Regions from separate parts of the Homo sapiens genome. Here regions 2, 3 and 4 are each linked to region 1. A link is a contact called in ENCODE Hi-C or POLR2A ChIA-PET data. All regions are on one chromosome and are shown on one strand. The core of a region is the stretch at or near the end of the contact, and the rest is flanking DNA. Distances in the headings are between cores, read along the strand shown. Region 1 holds the start of MGAT1 (alpha-1,3-mannosyl-glycoprotein 2-beta-N-acetylglucosaminyltransferase). Region 2 holds the start of HNRNPAB (heterogeneous nuclear ribonucleoprotein A/B). Region 3 holds the start of PHYKPL (5-phosphohydroxy-L-lysine phospho-lyase). Region 4 holds the start of N4BP3 (NEDD4 binding protein 3).

Evidence for each region. A loop is a pair of places that touch in the nucleus more often than their neighbours do. ChIA-PET counts read pairs that join two places held with the same protein, here RNA polymerase II (POLR2A). Pooled maps may share reads with other maps.
Region 2: a pooled map shows a loop between it and region 1 (6-fold over the local background). The contact joins the promoter of HNRNPAB here to the promoter of MGAT1 in region 1. A Hi-C loop is called at or near these places in 7 of 50 pooled maps. POLR2A ChIA-PET finds 5 or more read pairs at or near these places in 2 of 52 experiments (T-cell and activated CD4-positive, alpha-beta T cell).
Region 3: a loop to region 1 is called in a map with no recorded cell type, with 5 times the contacts of the local background. The contact joins the promoter of PHYKPL here to the promoter of MGAT1 in region 1. A Hi-C loop is called at or near these places in 3 of 37 single-sample maps with no recorded cell type and 10 of 50 pooled maps. POLR2A ChIA-PET finds 5 or more read pairs at or near these places in 2 of 52 experiments (GM12878 and naive thymus-derived CD8-positive, alpha-beta T cell).
Region 4: a loop to region 1 is called in a map with no recorded cell type, with 8 times the contacts of the local background. The contact joins the promoter of N4BP3 here to the promoter of MGAT1 in region 1. A Hi-C loop is called at or near these places in 7 of 37 single-sample maps with no recorded cell type and 5 of 50 pooled maps. POLR2A ChIA-PET finds 5 or more read pairs at or near these places in 1 of 52 experiments (activated CD4-positive, alpha-beta T cell).

What each region holds. Positions count from the first base shown.
Region 1 is chr5:180,800,256-180,804,192 of GRCh38, forward strand. It overlaps MGAT1 (alpha-1,3-mannosyl-glycoprotein 2-beta-N-acetylglucosaminyltransferase), which reads right to left and starts at 2,551. Exons shown (of 2, transcript NM_002406.4): 1 at 2,425-2,551. RefSeq lists enhancers at 1,863-2,570, 2,571-3,277, 3,421-3,530 and silencers at 2,381-2,740, 2,911-2,990, 3,001-3,050.
Region 2 is chr5:178,203,213-178,206,905 of GRCh38, forward strand. It overlaps HNRNPAB (heterogeneous nuclear ribonucleoprotein A/B), which reads left to right and starts at 1,321. Exons shown (of 8, transcript NM_031266.3): 1 at 1,321-1,528; 2 at 1,603-1,834; 3 at 2,630-2,798; 4 at 3,520-3,678. The coding sequence starts at 1,626. RefSeq lists silencers at 1,135-1,204, 1,505-1,724, 1,745-1,854, 1,885-2,294.
Region 3 is chr5:178,230,385-178,234,577 of GRCh38, forward strand. It overlaps PHYKPL (5-phosphohydroxy-L-lysine phospho-lyase), which reads right to left and starts at 2,418. Exons shown (of 13, transcript NM_153373.4): 1 at 2,108-2,418; 2 at 1,021-1,139. The coding sequence starts at 2,166. LOC112267937 (a long non-coding RNA gene) reads left to right here and starts at 3,654. Exons shown (of 3, transcript XR_002956238.2): 1 at 3,654-4,193. RefSeq lists silencers at 1,843-2,162, 2,243-2,652 and an enhancer at 2,042-2,580.
Region 4 is chr5:178,112,114-178,115,996 of GRCh38, forward strand. It overlaps N4BP3 (NEDD4 binding protein 3), which reads left to right and starts at 1,419. Exons shown (of 5, transcript NM_015111.2): 1 at 1,419-1,658. RefSeq lists silencers at 1,159-1,708, 1,789-2,108, 2,459-2,508, 3,119-3,228 and enhancers at 2,547-3,060, 2,589-2,648.

The DNA.
Region 1 (3,937 bases), core at 1,301-3,800:
CTCCTTCCTTAGTAGGTATCTACTCCTGCATAATAAATTACCTCGATATTTAGTGGCTTAAAACAATAGTTATCACTTACTCCTCACAGTTTCTATTGGTCAGAAATGTGGACAGTGCAGCACAGAGGAGATGACGTGTCTCTGCTCCACTATGCCTGAGGCCTTGCTGAAAGACTCAAAAGCTGAGGGCCAGATGCCCCTAGAGGCTCTCACATTCTCTCACATGTCTGTAGGATGATGTTGGCAGCAGCTGAGACCTTATCAGCAGGAGTGCTCACTAGAACCCCTCTATGTGGCCTGGAAATGTCCTGGAAGTGGTGGCTGCATTCCAAAGGTGAGTGTTCCAAGAAAGCGGGCAAGCCAGGTGAAAGTGTATCCTGTTCCTGATTCAGCCTTGGATCAGGTCTGTCTTACTCACTGGTCAAGGGAACCACAAGTCCCTATTGACATGCAAGGGGAGAGAATCATAAACCCCACCACTAGGTGGGAAGTGGACAATGTCAAACTATAACTACATGTGGAAGGGGATACTTACGGGTGAGGCCCTTGAGGGAAAATACAATCTGCTACACCTTCCTTTTTAAATAGAACAACTGCCCTTAATCCTGACCTGAGTTCCTAATGATGTCATTTATGAGACTGGCATGCAAGGCACAGACTCAAAACTGGCTTTGACTTTCTAGAGTTTTCACAACTCCTTTAGGGAGGTGACACAGCCAATCCACACCACCAGGTACAAAGACATCTGCACCATGGTGGGAGATGAGAAGTGAGTCTTTTCAGTACAAAACCCTTCAGCTAAAACCGAGGTGGCTCTGGGTAGGCGCCACCTGCCCCTATGGGGCTCACTCAGTTTCTGAAGCATTTGAAGGACTGCCTAGGAGCTGTGAGATCCTTTCTAACACTCTGATACCATGGTGTTCTCCAGCCTATTTCCTTTATCTGGCAAAAAATGTTTCTTAAATAGCAAGTGAACACCAGATAGTCAACTTCCAATCATGAGCAATAAGCGAGAAGTTATATTTAGCTGTAAAATTAAGTACAGAAGTGGAAGAAATGGTAACAGATTTTCCCTTCTATCTCTGCTTTGCTTAAAGTTAAAAAGCACTACGTAAAAATTCCAGAAAATATAGACATGTCACAGGTAATGGAACTCTAACTGAACTGCTTTCATGTTCGTTCTTAGACCTTGGCTGGACTCCTGTATCATGTACCAGGCCCATAATTTCAGGACGGAAAAAAAAGAAAGGTAGTCAGAGAAGATACACTAAATAATTCAAGAGTTGAGAGAATAAGACCTAGGAGGGAAGGGATGCAGGTTATTCATCCTGGAAAAGAAGAGCTAAATACAAGTGCCACAAAAGGCATGAGGCCTGGGATTCAGGCGATCCAGCCAGCAAGCCAGGCAACTTTGGACAAGTCACTTGACCCACTTGTACCTTAGTTCTCTCATCTATAAGGTGACAGGGTTGATTTGGTTCATCACAAGGTCCCACTGCCTGGATACTGACGACAGTGACAATTTCCCTACTGCCCCGAACAGTAATGAGTTTCCCTTGTTAACACAGGCCACTGAGGTCAGGCATACCGCAGTGCTTCTAACAGTGAGAATGAGACACAGAAGCAGGGAAATGGGTGAGCTCAATGGTCCCCAGAATTGGGAAGGACCAGGACGCAGTGATTGCTGATGGAAGGCAGATCCTGGATGATGTGAGCACGTAAGAGCAAAGGCTACACGGCCTGAAAAAATACCGTAAATGACTGAAAATAAAGCTGGGCAACATCTCAGCCAGTGATGTTCTAAAACAAAACGGCAGACCCACTACAGCAGCAAGGGTTAACCAAAGTGAAGCTTCAGCCTTCAGGGAGCCGGCCAGCCACAGTCCCTCTACTTCAGAGTTTATCAGACGCGGGCACTGCACGTCCCGGGGCTCTCTACTCCACACACGTTAGCAAACAGGAAGAAAAGTTTTCTTGCCAACTTATTATATATATATTTCAACACTGAATCAACATTTCCTTTCTGCTGAGGAGAATCAGCCTCTATTAACTTGGGGAAAGGATGCTGGAGTGAGGTTAGGGGGGAAAGGCCACTCCCCAATCCCACCCCCTCCCTGCCCCGCACGCACGGACGCCCGGGGCCGAGTTTCACAACATCCTCCCCAGTCCGCGGAGCCCGCCCTTCCTCTAACAGCTGGAGGCCCGGGATTCCGAAAGCAGAAGGCGGAGTTCCAACCTCTCGGCTCGGGAAGGGACTAACGCGCAGCTGGCACCGGGTCGGACCGGGCCGCTCCCCAGCCAAGCCCCCTCTCGCTAGCACTCATGGGCACCGGGGCTTTGGGGCGACCCGACGTCCCTTGGGCTCCCTCTCGGCGCCCGCGAGGCCTCCCCCGGTCTGACCTCCGTCCCCGGACACCTACTCACCAGGTCCTCCCGACGTCCTGGCCCCGAACTTGGCCTGCTCCGGGGCGCAGGGAGCGAGCCCGGTGCCCAGGCGCGTCCCAAGCGCTGCCGCGGCCGCCTCGCCTTTCGACTCGCCAGCCCTTTCTGCGGCGCGCCGGGGCCGGACGGCCGGGCGGGCAACGTGGCCCTTCCCCGGCAGGCGGGGCGGGGCGGGGCGGACTGAGGGGCGTGACCGACAGCCCCGCCGCGCCCCGCCCCCCGGCCGGCGTCCGCCAGGCCCCCTCCTCCTGGCCCGCCTCCTTTCCCCGCCGCTTCTCAGTCAACCCAGGACCCAAGTTTTCCCAGGACCCCAACTTCGGGAGTCGGCTTTCCGGCTCCCTGGCGCAACCCTGAGGGTGGACGCCCGACCCCACCCCTGCCCTCGGCCCTCCAGCGCAGCTGCCCAGCCTGGAGCCGCGCCTGAAGTGGGCCCGCAGTCCAGGAAAGGCGTTCACCAAACCCTAGGCCAAGGGCTGGGAGCCAGTCCCCCCACCCCAACCCAGGGGAGGCTGAGGAGCCCGGGTGGGAGCCCCAGGGTCGCGTGGGGCAGGGACAGAACAGGAACCAGGGTGCCCGACGGGGGGCCGGGGGGAAACACCTGTGCCAAAGCAAGCCGGGGCCAGCTGTGGCTTCTTCCCTTTTGTTTTTCCTTGGTGGGTGGGGAATGAGAGCTTCAGTTCTGAGTAAAGAAAGCGAAGAGAGACCTACCAGCAGGGGAGGCCCACCAGCCCTAGGCGGGAAGGACTCGGTCACAAGCTTTGGCGGAAGCACCATGGAAAAGCCTAGAACGGGTCTGCGCCCGGCTGGTGTTTTAAAGGGGAGGAAGGTGCGGACCTGAAGAGGAGGTGGAGGTGGACCCAGGCCCACCGAGGGGAGGGAGGGACAGCTCTTCCATAGCAAATACCTGTCGCTGAGCCAGGAGTAAAGTCTGGCCGGGAGGAGGACAGACGCAGAAGACCAGGGGCTCCAGCGCACAGAGCCAGTTTCGCCAGCGATCAGGTCTGAGGCCTGGATTCCACGAGGCCGGTGCAAGCCAGGAGCCAGCCCCACTCCCTCGCCCAGCTCCCTCCGGCCTGGCCCTCTGCAGAAGCCTGATGCCCACCCAGCTGTCTCACCATGGGACCCCAGGCGGTGAGGGTGGGTAGCCGAGGACTACAGGCTGCTGGGTAGCTGACTTCCCCAAGAAGGGCTGCTGCCATGTGATCAGGACCCACGCCCCTGACATCAACCCCTCCCCCGTGTTCCAGAGCACGGAGCAGCCCGGAACTCTGCGGCCTGTGGTTACTGACTGACTGCTCACTAACTTGTTTCTACATGAAACCACGAATCGTGCAGGGTTCTAGAGAAACAAAGGGCCGCGCGCACCCGCAGGCCCCTGCGTGGAGGCGAGGACCTAAATCAAAACTGCTAAGGGGTCACCAGGCATGGTGAGGGGCCTCACGGGCCAAACCCTCCCTCGGCCTGTCCTTCAAGCCTCAGCAGCTCTGCGGAGTGA
Region 2 (3,693 bases), core at 71-2,570, 2.6 Mb before region 1:
GACGATGTCTCGCTCTGTCGCCCAGGCTGGAGTGCAGTGGCGAGATCTCGGCTCACTGCAAGCTCCGCCTCCCGGGTTCACGCCATTCTCCTGCCTCAGCCTCCCGGTAACTGGGACTACAGGCGCCCACCACCACGCCCGGCTAATTTTTTTGTATTTTTAGTAGAGACGGGGTTTCACCATGTTCGCCAGGATGGTCTCGATCTCCTGACCTCGTGATCCGCCCGCCTGGACCTCCCAAAGTGCTGGGAGTACAGGCGGGAGCCACCGCGCCCGGCCTCCGTATTTGTTTAAAAAAAAAAAAAAAAAAAAAAAGGCCGGGCGCGGTGGCTCACGCCTGTAATCCCAGTACTTTGGGAGGCCCAGGCGGGCGGATCACGAGGTCAGGAGATCGAGACCATCCTGGCCAACATGGTGAAACCCCGTCTCTACTAAAAAAACAAAAAAATTAGCCGGGCGTGGTGGCGCATGCCTGTAATCCCAGCTACTCGGGAGGCTGAGACAGGAGAATCGCTTGAACCCGGGAGGCGGAGGTTGCGGTGAGCCGAGATCGCGCCATTGCACTCCAGTCTGGGCGACAAGAGCAAGACTCCATCAAAAAAAAAAAAATAATAAAAAGGAAGAAAAAGAAAGACAAATGATTTACAGGAAAAAATTTAAGTAAACAAAAGTACAAATGCGATGTCAATCGTTCAGGTGGTGCCAGGGGACAGAGAACCGGGGAACACCAAGGTCTCATCGTCCCTGCAGAGCATCTCTGGGGGAGGCGACGGACAGGGCGCGAGCGCGGGGCTTGGAGGGCACCAAGGTCCAGGGGGATGGCGGGTTCAGTCCCAATCCCTCCGACCCGTGCTGAGGGCCTTGGAGGACCCCACTCGCCCAACCTCGGAAGCCCGGGTTCTGCCACTTCCAGCCACGCGTCCTTGGGCTGCGAAACTTTCTCCAGCCCAGTTTCCTCTTTTGGGACATGGGGAGGCGGAGGCTGCCAATGCTGGGATGGAGTCCTCGAGAGCAAGAGACCAGCGGCCTCGACGAGCTTACAATCCGATTAGGCCCTCCCACCGATGTGCTGTAGCTGCCCGCCGCCCTGGACCCGGCGCCGTCCCGCCCGGCTTCGGGAGCCCTCCGTAGCGGCCGGACTCGCGCGCGTTCTAAAATGAGGACAAAGCCCGCCCAGGTCTAGAGCGCGCGCGCCGTGGCGGCCAATGGGACGCTGAAGCTAGGTTGAGTGACGGACTTGAGCAGCCAATGAGTGTGCAGTTTGTTGCGATGTGGCACCCGGCTCCGGCATTATAAAGGGCGCCACGAGTCGGCATTGTCAGGCGGCGGCACCGCGCGGGACGGAGCTTGGCTGTTGGTCGGTGGGTTCCCGTGCGGCGGCGGCCAAGGAGGAGGAGACACAGTTGGAGCAGCTCCGTGGGCTGACTGGGGCGAGGCCTCAGCAGCGCGAGCTTGAGTGCGGCCGAGCCTGCGGCGCCTTCCCCTGCGGGTGGGGACGAGCGGGCCCCGCGGCGTCATCGGCGGCGAGGTGAGCGGCGGCCGGCGGGCGGGAGCTCTGGCGGGAGCCGCGCCGGCCTGACGCGCTGTCGCCGCTGGTTGCAGGAGCCGCCGCGCCTCGGCCTAGCATGTCGGAAGCGGGCGAGGAGCAGCCCATGGAGACGACGGGCGCCACCGAGAACGGACATGAGGCCGTCCCCGAAGGCGAGTCGCCGGCCGGGGCTGGCACGGGCGCCGCGGCGGGGGCTGGAGGCGCGACCGCGGCGCCCCCGAGCGGGAATCAGAACGGCGCCGAGGGCGACCAGATCAACGCCAGCAAGAACGAGGAGGACGCGGGGTAGGTGCGGCCGCGGGCGGACGGGGGCGCCGCCTTTGTTCCGGGGCCGCCTTTTGTTGGCGCCACGCGGCGGGGGGAGGGGCGGCGGCCTGGCCCGGGTCGGGGCTGGTGCGGCCCGCGGACTGTCGCCGCTGCGTTCGCGGGCCGGGCCTGGCGCTGCCACTCGCGCTGGAGTTTGCGGGAGTTTGTTGGGTCGACTTTGGCGCCGCCCCGGGGCCGCTCGCGCGCTGCCAGGGCCAGGGCCAGGGCCGGAGCCGGCGCAGGGGCGGGCGGATGGCCCGGAAGAGGGAAAGCGCTCGGACCCGGGGCCCGGCGGCGTCTTGGGCCGCGCCGGCGGCTGCGTGGGCGGAGTTGGCGCGAGCCGGGGCCCGGACCTCCCTCCTCCGCCTCTCCCGGGGGCGGAGTCACGGTCTGAACCCTGGGCGGGCTTGGTCCCCGGAAACATCGAGTTCCTTGAAACGAGTTCTCAGGAGTTGGTGGAGACGCTGGCCCTTTGCTACATGGTTGTAGAACACATGAATTTCCAGTTATGAGTGGTTAGGTCCCATACCCCTGGTGAGGTGGTCCCTTCTTTGCTTCTCACAGGCTGGGGCTGCAGAGCCTTGTTAAGCCTCGTTAGGGTCCTGGTTGAGTTCAATTTGGAGGGTAGTGGAGATTTAACATCTTTCTAAGGTGCTCCTTGCAGACTCTAAGGGTAGCTGTAGACTTCGTGAGAACTTTGCCAGGGCCAGTCCTTTCCAAAATCACAGCTTGCTTACAAGACTTGTTGCCGTGTGTCTCACCCTACCATTTCAGAAAAATGTTCGTTGGTGGCCTGAGCTGGGATACTAGCAAAAAAGATTTAAAAGACTATTTTACTAAATTTGGAGAGGTCGTTGACTGTACAATAAAAATGGATCCCAACACTGGACGGTCAAGAGGGTTTGGGTTTATCCTGTTCAAAGATGCAGCCAGTGTGGAGAAGGTAAGCTGGGTACTGGATTTCAGCAGTCTCAGTGGAAACGATTTGAATTCTAAGAGGACACCTTTCTTAAAGCATGACTAGTTTGTGTGGTCTGCATGTGATTTAAGTGCTTTGGGCAAAACCCAAAGCCGGAGGTTATGTTCCGGTTTTTGAGGGGATGAAAATACAGATTAAGCTGGGAGTGAGAGAATGTGCTGGAGTGGTTCGGGAAGATGACAGTTGACATTCATTACCTTTTATGTGCCTATTCTGGGTACGGCGCTAAACATCTGGGAGGATTACAAGAGAGTCCATGATTGGTATGATAGGCTTTTAGCCCCATTTTACAGGACAAAAACCAAAACCCTAAGGCTCAGAAATGTAAGTAGAAGAGGTCACAGCTAGTAGGGAGTGGAGGGAGGATTCCTTCCCCTGTGGCCCATCTTCAGCCTATGCTCCGAGTCCCTGCTGCTTCGCTTCTGGAGATGGGCCTCACGCTGGGACTGCTTGGGCAGGAAGAGCATGATCAAAGGCTTAAGTGTGAGGACTGTTTTCTAGGTGTCGAGGTAAACCAGCTGTACTTGAGGTTTGATGAAAATTGGGTTGGGAGGTTAAGCTGGGGTAGAATTTGGAGGGGGTGAAACACATGTTTGTATCTGTACTGGTGTCTTTATGGCTTAGAGAGAAGGGCCTTGTCTGGCTCGTGCTGCTGAGTCAGCCTGACCCCTTTCTGTTGGAACAGGTCCTAGACCAGAAGGAGCACAGGCTGGATGGCCGTGTCATTGACCCTAAAAAGGCCATGGCTATGAAGAAGGACCCGGTGAAGAAAATCTTCGTTGGGGGTCTGAATCCTGAAGCCACTGAGGAAAAGATCAGGGAGTACTTTGGCGAGTTTGGGGAGGTGAGTGTGGCTCTG
Region 3 (4,193 bases), core at 1,168-3,667, 2.6 Mb before region 1:
TTACTCTGTCACCCAGGCTGGAGTGTATGGTGTGATCATGGCATTCACTGCATCCTCACACTCCTGGGCTCAAGTGGTCCTCCCACCTCAGCCTCCTGAGCAGGTGGGGCTATAGACACCAGTCACCATGCCTGGCTAATTTTTAAGTTTTTTTTTGGTAGAGACAAGGTCTCATTATGTTGCCCAGGCTGGAAGGCCTTTTGAGGCTTGTATGACAAAGGTGGGGTGGGGGGTGACTGTCAACTGGTTTCACTTCACCAGCCAAGGGGGCTGGTGGTAATCTTGATTGTCAAAGGCCAAGGATAATAACAGTGAATATGTACTGAGAGCTCACCATGTGCCAGGCACATTCAGAGCAAGCTACATAAATTAACACACTTAATTCTCCAAACACCTTAAAGTGGGTACCTAGTATCATTATGTCTTTCACAGATAAGCAAACTGAGGCACTGAGAATTAAGTAACTTGCCCGAGATCACAAGTTAGTAAGTAGGGGACAGGGATTTGAGCCCAAGCAGTCTAAGACTAGAGTCTCTGCTTTTTTTTTTTTTTTAACCTCAACTTTATTCATCTTCCATGTGCCTGCTGAGTCTCAGACTCCCTTTCTTTCCATCAGCTCTGGCAGCCTCATCAAGATGACTGAATTCCTACTTCAGCTCCCTTGCCTAGCACCTGAGATGGCCAATGGGGCTGAAGCACTGCCATGACCCCAGCACTTGGCCAGCACTGTGCTACGTTGCTGGTCACAGCTGGGCCATCTGCCACTTTGTGAGCTCATCATCAGTCCCAAGTGGAACTAGACTCACAGACCTAGATTGCTGACCCCTGCCTGGTTTAGCACAGCTCCAGATTGCAGAATTCCACAGCTATATTGCGAAGGCTGAGCCTCCTCTGCATACTGACAGTGCCTCAACTCCACCCAGGTTCTCCACACCTCTCGGCAATCTCAGGTCACCTTGGGACCAGGTTCACAGCACTGCCTTCCTCTCCTGCCCTGCCAGCCTGAGGTGTGATACTGACCGTGCGCCACATTGCTGATGCAATCGATGTATTCTGCCCCCTGTTCATCGTACATGTACTGCCCTTGGGCCCGGACAATCTTAACAGGATCCTCGGGAAAAAAGAGTCTGCAGGAAGAGCTGTGGGGACAGGCAAGGAGTGGACAGCCATGTCTGAAGACCGAAAGGGTGAAGTCTACTCATCGCAGACCCCCGCCCACCCCTTCCCAGTTTCTGGTGGCGGGGGGGAAATGAGAGCTGGAAGGGCAAGGTGCTGCTTCCCTGCCTTGTCTCTCCACTCCACAGGTGGTTGCAAAGCAGGAAGCAGATGGGGTAACAAGTCGCTGAAACTTCGGATTGTTTCTGAAAGCATTTTCAGCCTCTGTGGCCTCCTTGCTCATTTCTGCATGTGTCCGCGTCAGTCTCCCGGATCCTGAGAAAAGGTGGCTGCCCCGTCCCATGGGGACTCCATAAGGCCGCGTGTCTTCGATGGGATGGGCCAGGGCACCAACATTAGGTGCCTGGCTCTCAGCCCTAAACAGCTCCTTGCCAGCCACGTGGCCCTGCTGCCCCTCGCTGGGTGCCAGCCCTAAGCTCCAGTGGGAGGCGACCTCACCCACCGTCCCACCGAGGGCCCCCTCACAGGTCAAGTGTGCTGCCTGTGAACCGACTCCCCCGACTCTCCCTTGTCTGCCCTTTCAGCCCCCTCCCAGGTCACTCTCGAGCCAGGCCCAGGTGCTGCTGACGGGCCACCCTGGGTGAGGTCCTCTCAGGCGCCAGGGTGAAGGTCTTCTCCGGAGTAAAGGCTGCCAAGCGAGGCTGACACAGCCGAACAGCGGTGAGGGCGGGGCCGTCTCCTGAACTGGGCGGCCTGGAGACGGCGCTGTCGGGGAGGCGGCCCCGGAGACCACCCGCCGGGACTGCCCAACGGCGCCGCCCGCCTCGGGCCCTAGAAGCTCCAGCGGGGCCGGGGCAGCGGCCGGACGGGATGGGTAGCAGCGGCTTCCTAGCCGGAGGCGCGTGCGTAGTGCGTGCGTGCGTGCGTCGTGCGTGCGCGTGCCTCTCCGCGCAGCCCCGCGCCCCCCGCCGCCCGCCCCCCGCCCGGGTACCTGATGAGCCGTTGCCTCAGGGCCAGCGTGTCGGCCTTCGGGCGCTGGTCTGCGGCCATGGTGGGTGGCCGTCAGTCGGTGCCGTGACGCCACGCGGAGACGTCGCCGCGCGGGCTGGGCCTCCAAGGCCCCGCTCCGGGCCCCGCCCCTGCCTGGGTCGGGATTTGGGGCTCAGGTTCGCACTCGGCCCCGCCCCGAAGCGCCCGCGTTGCGGTGGTTCATTTCTTCGCTTGCCCACTGGGCCTGGCAGCCTTCCGGCCCGTGGTCGTGCCTTGGCAGTCCCGCGCAGGAACTCGAGCGCTGCCCCGTCTCTGGTTCCGGGACGCGCCCCGGGCCTCGCCCCGCAGGCCCCGCCCCGCAGGCCCCTGCGGCCTCCCTTCCGGGAAAGGGTCCCGGACGACCCCGCCCCTGCTCCCGGCGCCCAGGCGGGGCTCGGAGCTCCTGCAGGCCTTCTCTGGGCCAGACTCAGTCTTTGAGTCGCCTTGTGCATAAAATGGGATGAACTGTGAGGCCTAAGTGCGAGTATGTGACTGGTACCTTACCCGGGCCTGGTACACAGTAGGGGCCTCAGGGTGGGAGAAGCAGGTCCTAGGTTTTCCCAGCCCCATGAAGGGGCAGCAGGAAGAGCAGAAGGAGAGCCCAGGGTCCCTTCTGGGGCTGACCAAGGAGATCACCATGGGCTTGACCTTCAGGGCACCATAGTTCCTGCTAGAATCTAGGCAGGGTGAACCGGACGAGCTGTATCGTCGCTGAGAGAATCATGCAGCGTTTGGGCAAGAAGAGAGGTTGGGAATCCTCCTTGTGGTACATGTCGGTGACCCTGAAGCCCAGAAAGGGAAAGGGTTTTGTTGTCAGACACGCAGCAAGGCTGCAGAGGCTGGACTCCTACTGAGGTCTTCTTGACTCCCAGCCCAGGGAGTGAGAAGAAAAAGCCTCCCAAGGGGCTGGGATATGAGAGAAAAGCCCCCTCCTGGGGTGAGGCACTGGGGCTTTCTGCCTTGAAGAACCCTGGAACACGGGCCTGGGACTGCAGCAGGTGCAGGGGAGGCTCCTGATTGTCCCTTCTTTCTGTCCACATCATGATTCCCAGGCCTCTGCTTCACTCCCTCATTGCTGATTTCTTCTTCTCTTCCCAATACAGTTGTAAGATGCATAAGGCATTTATTGAACTCTTGACCTCAGATGATCTGCCTGCCTCGGCCTCCCAGAGTGCTGGGATTACAGGCCGGGTGAGCCACCGCACCCGGCCGCTTAAGGCATTTATTAAAGAACATTTGGAGTTTCTTTTTTCTTTATTGTGTAAAATATACATAACAAAATTTTACCATTTTAACCATTTTTAAGGATACAATTCAGTGGCAAAAGTACATTCACATCGTCGTGCAGCCATCACCACCATCCATGCAACAGGACTTTTTCATCTTCCCTAAAAGAATGGAATTTCTTATTTTTAACTGTAAAGCTGAATTGAATATTTTACATGATTTTTGGAAAAAATTCTTCCCAAATTAACTGCGAGGTTAACTGCTTGTGGCCTGTATTTTTTTTTTTTTTTAAAGAAAGGGTCTTATTCTGTTGTTCAGGCTGGAGTGCAGCATTGCAGTCTCTACCTCCCTGGGATCATGTGATCCTCCCATCTCAGCCTCTCAAGTACCTGCTACTACAGGTGCACGCCACCATACCCAGCCTGTACTTCGTTTCTGAGGATCAAGACCTCACAGACCGTGTGTGTGTGTGTGTATTTGTGTGTGTGTGAGTCCTATTTGGGCCCCGCCTTTCAGCCCTGTCTTGCAGCCCAAACTCCAGCCACAGCTGTGGCCCCGTGCAGCTCAGAGGAATCAGGTTGGCTCAGGGGCTTTTCCTGCTTTAAGGCAGAGGGTGAGAAGGCTGTAGCTGGGCCCGGCTAACATCTCACCTGCTCCTGGGTCAAGAGGTGATATAGTTGGAGGTCAGACCAGGTTGAGCCATTTCCTGGGCCAGGAGTATCTTATAGCATGGCACAGAACACCAGGAGGCCTCACCTTCTTCCTGCTCAGAAAAGCCCACTCCTTGTCTCTGGCCCTGTGCCAGGCACTCATCTGTCCTT
Region 4 (3,883 bases), core at 169-2,668, 2.7 Mb before region 1:
CTCTCTCCCCACAGCCTCTGGCTCTAATCTGCTTTCTGTTTGTCTGGATTTACTTATTATAAATGGCATCATTAACACATGTGGGCTTTGTGTCTGGTTTCTTTCACTTGCCATGTTTTGGAGGTTTATCCATGTTGTAGCAGGTATCATCAGTGTTTCATTCCTCTTTTTCTTTTCTTTTCTTTCTTTTTTTTTTTGAGACAGGCTTACGCCATCATCCAGGCTGGAGTGTAGTGGCACAATCTCCGTTCATTGCAACTCTGCCTCCTGGGTTCAAGCAATTCTCCTACCTTAGCCTCCCGAGTAGCTGGGATTACAGGCTCGCTCCACCATGCCTGGCTAATGTTTGGTGTTTTTGGTAGAGATAGAATTTCGCCATGTTGGCCAGGCTGGTCTCAAACTCCTGACCTCAAGTGAGCCGCCTGCCTCGGCCTCCCAAAATGCTAGGATTACAGGGGTGAGCCACCACATCAGGTCTTTTTTTTTTTAAGATAGAGATGGAGTTTTGTGAGTTGCCCAGGCTGTTCCTGAACTCCTGGCCTCCAAAAGTGCTGGGAGAGTTCAGACATGAGTCATCACATGGCGTTCATTTCTTTTTTATGGCTGAATAATATTCCACTGAATGGATCTACCATTGTTTGCTTACACCCTCATCAATTGTTAGTTTGGGCTGTTTCCACCTTTTGGCTCTTTGACTATTGTGACTAGTACTGCCAAGAACATTACTTGTTTGAGGACTATAATTGCCGGATCATATGGTAACTCTATGCTTAACTTTTGAATTAGAAACGGTGTTTTAATTTTTCGAATATGACTCCTTTACGTGTCTGTGTCTGTTTCCATGTCTTCCTACTGTCTTAGTAGGAAGCTCACGACTCATTTGCGTAATTTTTCTGGCCCCTGAAGGCACCTGATTTTGCTGCCCCTAGAATACTTTGGAGGCAAAAAGAAAATAACTCTGTGCCCAATTCAGCCAGAGTCGTGGGGTAAAATCTTTTCACTTCTCAAAGTACTACTGTGGTTCATCCCCAAAGGGGGGAAATCAGGTTTTCCGGAGAGGAGGCGGCTACAATTAGGGAGGTGAGGGACCTCACGCGCCTCTTCCTTAGAGGAGGCGGGCGAGGCGAACGGCGGAGGAGGAGAAGCGGGGGCGCTGTGCGCTCTCTGGGGCGTGGGCCGCGCTCGGGGCTGCCCACCCCTCGGGAACGAGCCGGGGCGCTCAAGGAGGCAGCGACGCGAGGCGCAGCCGGTCCAGGTTTCGCCCGCCACCGCCGTGCGGCGCCTCTGCGGGTCAGGGCCGGGGGCGCGGTCGGGGCCGGGCGGGGCCCAGGTTGGCTCGCGGGTAGGCGGCCCCGCCCCCCACATCCGGGGGCCGGGGCCGGGCTGTGGGCTTGCCGCGCGCCGGTGAGTCAGGCCGGGTTTTCCCTCCGCCTTTGGGGCAGGCGATCGAGCGCCGCGGAGCGCGTCCCTCCCTCGCCAATCCGGCTCCGGCGCCGGCGCCCGCCCGCGTTTTCCCGGCGCCTGCCGCTCCGCCGCTCCGACCCGGCACGCAGTCCCGGCCCGAGCCGACGCCTTGCAGGAGGGTTCAAATCCGCGCGGGGGAGCTGCGACGCGCAAGGGCTGCGGAGCCGCGGGCCGGCGAGCGCGTCGCCACCATGGTAAGTGGGGCGCGCGAGGGGCTGGGGACCCGGGCTGGACTCGGGGGGTGGGGAGGGGTGGGGCGGGTCGCCAAGGTCTTGTTTTCGGGCGTCCTTGGCAAAGCTGCTGTCCCGCTGGCCGAGGCTCCCGTCTGAGAGATGGGCGGGGGTGGCAAGGTGCGGCGTGCGCCCAGGTGTCCCCTGCTCCCGGTCACCGAGGCACCGGATCGGGGACCGACCCCGATGCTCCGCTGGAGGGGCAGGCGGCAGGCTACCTTGCTCTCCCCAACCCCTGCAAACGCGCTTTCCAGGGAGCAGCGCGCGGGACCCCTGCGCCACGGCTGGGTGGGGCAGGCGTCCTTGGCGCCGGCGTCTGACCTCGGCCTCCGCCCCCCGGCCCAGCCGCTCCCGGCAGGCCTCAGGGAGGGGCCAGGAGGAGACGCGCCTCCCACCCCGCCCCCCAGGTAGCTCCGGGACCTCCCGCAGCTTTGGGGAACCCTCGCCTTCACCCCTGCTTTCCTGACACAAATTCCGTGGGGATGCAACCTCGTTTGCCCCTCTGACTTCCCCATGAGATCTCTCGCTTCCTCCCACACCTCCTTTATCCCCCAACCCCCTGCCGGTCCACCAGGCTGCAGCTGCGGGTCTGCGGGTAGGGGACATTCCTAGGTCTTGACCGCCAGAGCACCCGGTCCAGTCCCGGCCACAGCCTTTGGCCCAAGTGAGGGCTGGCCTGGGGACAAGCCGAAATCAGGGCCCTGGCTGTATCCAGAAAGAGAACTGAGACCCGTTGCCTCCCACTGGGCCACCCCCCGACCCCAACCACATAGGAACAGATTGGGCCTGGCTGTCCTCGGGAGGGAGCGGACGCAGGAGGCCATCCTGGGCGCGGTTATCAGCCTCCTCCCAGGGCCCTCCCAGGCAGGGCTTCTCTACCGGCTGGCAGCGTGTGGTGTGCATGTGCCAGACTGTGAATGAATGCGGCCAGCCTGCCTCTGCCACCGCCTCTAGAGCTAGCATAGCGACTCGGAGTCCCCATGAGGCAGGTTTCCTCTATTTCTTCCTGACCTGGGGGGCAGCAGGAGGGATTCCAGGCCTGGTGGACCGCAGTCTAGGGCAGCCTGGTTGCAAGTGTCCTTGGGAGAAACAGGCATGGAGGGCTGGGCAGACATATATGCAATACATACACAGCAGTGTGTGCCCATGGAGGGGAACCCGTGACCCCTGGCTTAGGACAACCTGCTGAGGTAGAAAGGACCTTGCCCAGGGAGTTGAGATTGCTTCTCACTGTGGGATCTTGGATAACTCACCTCGCCTTCCGAGGCCTCAGTTTCCCGATCTGTAAAATGGCGTGAGGGTAATTACTGTCCTGTTTGCCCCCACGAGGCTATTGTGGAGATGAAATGAGATAATGAAATAGAAGGGCTGAGAAAAAACTGTAGACTGCGGTGCAGCCGTGAAGCACTATATGGTGATACTAAGCACCACTTCCGCAGGCTTTAGCCCCTGTCTCTGCCTCAAGTGTCTGTCACAGAGGGGATGGGGTGGGCCAGCCTCTCCCAGCCCCTCTCTGGGCCCCCCTTGCCTACTACCCCCCCCTTTTGGAGCTGGGACATTCCAGTCCCATTCCTTAGGGGCAGCTGCAGACACGCCCCTTAGCAGAGCTGATCCCCCAGCAGGTGGTGGGACCTTTCCCTGGGGCCAGGGCTCAGGAGGGGCTGACTGTAGCCAGGGCAGGCAGCACTCCTGCCCATGTGGGGACTGGAATGTCCCACCCCAGAGGAGATGCAAGGTGGGATCCGAGAGGACTTCTAATCCTGGAGCCTGTGTGCTTTCTCCCCTGCGGCTGAACGTGACCTTAGGCGTGTTACTTCACTTTCTGAACCTCAGTTTCCTCTTGTGAAGTGGGGGATGACAGAACTCATCTCCTGTGTGTCTTGTGAGGATGTGATAGTGCCCTTTGGCGTGACCCAAAAGGGCACCAACAGGCTCTGGGACGCCCCCCTCAAAGAAAGCGCGTCCTCTCCTTCTTTGCTTCCTGGCCAGGGCAGCTGTGTCTTCCATCTCCACCAAGGATTGGTCCGAAAGCAATTCCTCTCCGTGTTCAGAGATTCCAGTGCTGCCTGCTAATCTTGGGGACTGGAGAGGGGTGAGGGGACTGGTGGCGGGGAGCAGGAGTGAAGAGGCCTTACTGGGGCTAGCCAGGACCTGTGGAGAATGTGGCTTGAATGTCCCAGCCCAAATCT